Linked DNA regions of Homo sapiens: region 2 is linked to region 1. Evidence: read pairs that join two places in POLR2A ChIA-PET (ENCODE). Cell type or tissue: MCF 10A. All regions are shown on one strand.

What was found. ChIA-PET counts read pairs that join two places held together with the same protein. Peaks named below come from ENCODE experiments on the same cell type or tissue, not always from the same donor. Only the 100,000 strongest peaks of a DNase experiment are listed, where the experiment ranks them.
Region 2: POLR2A ChIA-PET joins it to region 1 with 5 read pairs; 25 of 35 experiments call an interaction of 5 or more read pairs at or near these places.

The regions. Positions count from the first base shown.
Region 1 is chr1:32,350,196-32,352,695 of GRCh38, reverse strand. LOC105378629 (a long non-coding RNA gene) reads left to right here and starts at 832. Exons shown (of 3, transcript XR_947157.3): 1 at 832-1,086; 2 at 1,358-1,442. LOC124903933 (a long non-coding RNA gene) reads right to left here and starts at 1,094. Exons shown (of 3, transcript XR_007065642.1): 1 at 1,041-1,094. RefSeq lists a silencer at 766-1,285. In MCF 10A, a CTCF peak has its summit at 1,411; a DNase peak (open chromatin) is centred at 1,165.
Region 2 is chr1:32,407,590-32,410,089 of GRCh38, reverse strand. No RefSeq gene overlaps it. Among named protein-coding and RNA genes, the nearest start is that of BSDC1, 14 kb to the right of the region's middle. In MCF 10A, no CTCF peak of the experiment used is centred here; no DNase peak of the experiment used is centred here.

The DNA.
Region 1 (2,500 bases):
AAAATTAGCCAGGTCTGGTGGTGAGTGCCTATAGTCCCAGTTACTTGGGGGGCTGAGGCAGGAGGATCGTTAGAGCCTAGGAGGTCGAGGCTGCAGTGAGCTATGATCGCCCCACTGCACTCCAGCCTGGATGACAAAGTGAGATCCTGTCTCAAAAAAAAAGTGTGTGAGCAGGGGCTGGAAGCCCTGGGTGGGATGAGGAAGGGTTTCTCCAATGGGCAGCTGACCTTCCTGTCCCTGGCCCCCTCCTGCTGCCTCTGTTTGTCCTTGCACTTCTGTCCTTGACCCTGGGGAGGAGTGTCTCTGGGGAACCTGGAGATCTGGTGACCAGCCCCCTCCCACTGAAGCGGCTAGTGGGGGCAGACTAGACTAGACCTCACGAGAGAGACCAGCTCTGCCCCCAACCCCTCTGCCAGCTGACGCCTCCTGGCCTTCTGCTAAAAACAGCCGGGCCCGGGGGGAATATGGGTTTTCAGGCCTCCCCCTCCTCGCCCAGGCAGGTATTAAAGAGAGGCCGAAGTCGGGCCAGACCGGCTGGACACCATGCTATTCACCGAGACTGCTCACTTCGTGGTGAATTTTCTTCTGTCCCAGTGAGGGGGCCCGAGGGAGGGCGCCAGCTGGATAAAGCGCCCTGGTCTGGCAGCTGGGGGAGGAGGCACTCAGGTCCTTGGGAAGGCGCCAGTGGGGGCCTCCAGTCCCTTTCCACGTCCCTCTAAATCGACCAGGAGTGACCCCGGCCCGTGCCCTGCCTCGTCCGATCGGAGGCAACTTCCTCCTCCCCGCCTGTCGTGTTCTCCTGGGGTGACCGCTGTCCCATCTCCCCCGCAGGCGGCCCCAGGCCACGGCCCCGCACCGCCTGGACCAGGAGTTGTGTTTCTGGGGCAGCCGGGGCCCGGTCTTGCCGGCGCCCGCCGCCCGCCGCAGCCTGGGCGACTACTGGCTGAGCCCGCAGCGCCGCCACCCTCCGGGTGCCGCCTGGCACTGGCCCGCACGCAACCTGTTACTGCTGCCCCCGGCCACCGGCCTGGCCGACGTACCCTCGGCGCGCTGGCCCAGCTGCTACGGCGCGCGCCCGAGACTCACGTGAGTGCGCCGGGAGGGGCGGGGCGAGGGCCCGGGGAGTAGACGGGGTGACCGGGGCCTATGCGAAGGGGCGAGGTCTAAGGAAGGGGCGGATCCAGAGCCGAGGATCCGGGCCTGGGGGCGAGGGGAGGGGGCGGAACTGGGTGGGAAGGGCGGGGTCTGAGGGCGACCGGGAGCGGAAGGAAGGGGCGGGGCTAGGCGGAGTGGGCGCAGACCCGGAGGGAAGGGACACTTGCCCCAATCCCGTCTTCCCGATTTCCCTTCCCTCCAGGTGGAAGCACCGGTGGCAGAATATTAACTACTATTTTCTGGGCAAAAGGAAGCGACATCTAGTTCCCTTGCGCCCGTGAGAGCCGGTGAGGGGCGTGGCCACAGGGGGCGCTGTAGGTGGGCGGGGGCTCGCGGAGGGGCAGGTCTTGGGCGGGGCCTAGCTAGAGGCGTGGGGGAGGGGCGAGGCCCGAGCACGAGGTTGGCCTGCTGCAGTCGCGGCCTGCGAGGCTCCAGGACCCTGTGCAGATGAGCCGCAGTCAGAGGGGCCCCGAGTGCAGGGCGTGGTCTTTGCAGGGTTATTTTTCCCCGCTCTTCTTGGGCTGACACAAACATACTTTTAAAAAGATTGACAAATTTGACTATGTTGAAATTTCTGTTTGTCAGGAGACATCCCCAAAAAAGTAGAGGAGCCCCAAATAGGACTCCTCAAACATAATACCAGCTCTGTGCCCAGTGCAGGGAGTCGGGGACCAGGAAAGTGGTGCACTCGGGTGGGCACCAACTGGGTCAGAGCAAAGGTGACTCCAGCCCTGGGCCTAGAGGCGAAGCTGAATGACCAAGGGAAGGGAAGCTCGGGGTCAGTTTGAAGGGCCCTGTCGTGGTGATCATCCTGTGTGTCTGTGTTCACATTTCGGTGCATCTCTGAAAGTCTGTACCACCTCTGAGTGTGGTTCTGTTTCTGTGTGTTCTATCTCTGATCTATGTGTCTATTTAGTCAACGAATATTTATCAAGGGCTTGGCCAGGTGTGGTGGCTCACGCCTGTAATCCCAGCACTTTGGGAGGCTTAGGGGGGCAGATTGCTTGAGGCCAGGAGTTCTAGACCAGCCTGGGCAACATGGCGAAACCCCATCTCTACTAAAAATGTGAAAAATTAGCTAGGCGTGGTGGCGTGCACCTGTAGTCCCAGCTACTCAGGAGGCTTAGGTGGGAGAATCACTTGAGCCCAGGAGGCAGAGGTTGCAGTGAGCCAAGATCGCACCACTGCACTCCAGCCTGGGCAATACAGCAGACCTTGTCTCAAAAAAAAACAAAAACAAAACAATTATTTATCAAGGGCATGTTTTAGTGATTTGTGACAGGTTTATACACTGAGTTAATCACTGGGTTTACACTGGTGAAGCAAACAGTTGAGGTCCCTGCCC
Region 2 (2,500 bases), 57 kb before region 1:
CAGCCTGGCCAACATGGTGAAACCTTGTTTCTACTAAAAATACAAAAAATTAGCCAGGCATGGTGGCGGGTGCCTGTAATCCCATCTACTTGGGAGGCTGAGGCAGGGGAATTGCTTGAACCCTGGAGGTGGAGGTTGCAGTGAGCCAAGATCGCGCCATTGCACTCCAGCCTGAATGACAGACCGAAACTCCATCTCAATGGAAAAAAAAAAAAAAAAAAGAAGCAGCAGCAATTTGCTTTATGGCCAGGCATGGTGGCTCACACCTGTAATCCTAGCACTTTGGGAGGCTGAGGCTGGCAGAAGTTTCAGTGAGCCAAGATCATGTGTGCCACTCCACTCCAGCTTGGGTGACAGAGTGAGACTCCCTCTCAAAAAAAAAAAAAAAAAAGCAATTTGCTTTATAATCTTTACTCAAAGAAAATCCAACACTTCTGCTCTGTGCCCCAATTTGGTCTGTAGAAATTTTGGCTCTGCCATCATCTGTATCAGTCAGTTCAGTGCAGAAAACAAACAACTCAATGTATTCAAAACAGGCGTTTCCTGCCAGCAGCCACTTCTGCAGAAAGGTGACTTCTGCCTCATGTCTGCTTTCCCAAATCTCACATGGATGTGCCTACTTGAAGGAACCTAGTTCACAAGCAGAACCTTAGCTGCAAGGGACTCTGGGAAATGTGGTATTTCACTTTACAATGCATCCAATAGAAGGAGGGTGGCATAGAGGTCAAGAGTCAGTCCAAGTATTTGTCATTCCATCCTACAGGCTGTCATGCTGTTCCACTATTTTGGTGGCATCGTGCTGACAGAACCCCAAAAGTAGAAAACATTGGGTATAAAAGGGTGGGAGATAAATCCAACAAAAATATAGCAGCCTGCCATTTCATTAAAATTTTGGAAGTCACACAGTCTGAGACACACCAGGACATTCCCTCCAGAGCAAAGGACAGGTTGCTGCACTTTAGTCTTCCTTCCTCTAAGAAGGAACCCCAGTGCTTGATAGGTCTCTTTGGATTTTGCGGGCAACATACAAACATTACTAGGTACACTACTTCTTTTTTTTTTTTTAATAATTTTTTTACTTTTATTTTTAGCAAAGACATGGTTTTGCCATGTTGGCCAGGCTGGTCTTGAACTCTTGGCCTCAAGCAATCAGCCCGCCGTGGCTTCCCAAAGTGCTGGAATTATAGGCATGAGCCACCGCACCCAGCCAACTCCTTCTAACTATTTGCCAGTCTCCAGGTTTGAGTAAGGCACAGAGTTAGAGAGGATGCCTCTCCAACTGGTCCAGGCTCAGCAATTTGGCCCTGACAGCTGAACAGATCCACAGTCAAAGTGTCTGAGGGAAGGCCAGGTGCGGTGGCTTACACCTGTAATCCCAGCACTTTAGGAGGCCGAGGCAGATGGATCACCTGAGGTCAGGAATTCAAGACCAGCCTGACCAAGATGGAGAAACCCCATCTCTATTAAAAATACAAAATTAGCTGGGCATGGTGGCGGGTGCCTGTAATCCCAGCTACTCAGGGGGCTGAGGCAGGAGAATTGCTTGAACCTGGGAGGCGGAAGGTGCAGTGAGCCGAGATCGTGCCATTGCACTCCAGCCTGGGCAACTAAGAGTGAAACTCTGCCTCAAAAAAAAAAAAAAAGCGTCTGAGGGAAATGATGCCATACTGAGCCTATTGCAAACATTGGTAGAGGGATCACCATAGAGGCCCTCAAAGTTTGGAGGCAAAGCTGTTAGCCGTTCCTCATTCATACTGAGTATTTTTCTTTTGAGAAATAGCTCCTGAGTTTTAGTAGTAGTAGCTACTCGTAGCTAGTAGCTACTTTTTTTTTTTTAAAGAACATGAACCAAAGTTTTATTTGTTCATTATCGCATTTGAAGTACTCTTCGATGACATCCTTGCCCTAGTAGTAGCTACTAGGATTTTCCTAATAGTTCTAGTAGGCTGAATGCTTGACCATAGAGCACTAGGTGACGTTGCAACCTGAGCTGCCCATCATGAATTGGGTGTTTTCTGATCGCCAATACTCAGTAATTCTCAAGTGAAAGTGGCCCATAGAGAATGTGGCCTAAACAGCCCTGAAGGTGCAATGAGCAGGCTGTTCTTACTCCCAGTACCCATTCCTGCACACTGCTCCAGAGACTCCAACCCAGGCGACATGGGAGGAAACGAGTGTGAACTGTTATGCATGGCTCTGTACAATGTGCTGGTATGAGCCAGAAATGGACTGTCATGGCCTGAGCAAGGTCACTCTGAAGGATAGCAGAGAAAGGAACTCTTCTTGGTGGCAGTTGGAGCAAGGCATGTGGTTTTCCACTGTCTCGAGGCAGAGATGTCTTGAAATCAGAATCAACATTGAATCACAGGCCATGGTTACTGAAGGAAGCAAGATGAGAGAATAAAAAGTTTAGGAGAGGATGGGCACGGTGGCTCATGCCTGTAATCCCAGCATTTTGGGAGGCCGAGGCAGGCAGATCACTTGAGGTCAGGAATTCTAG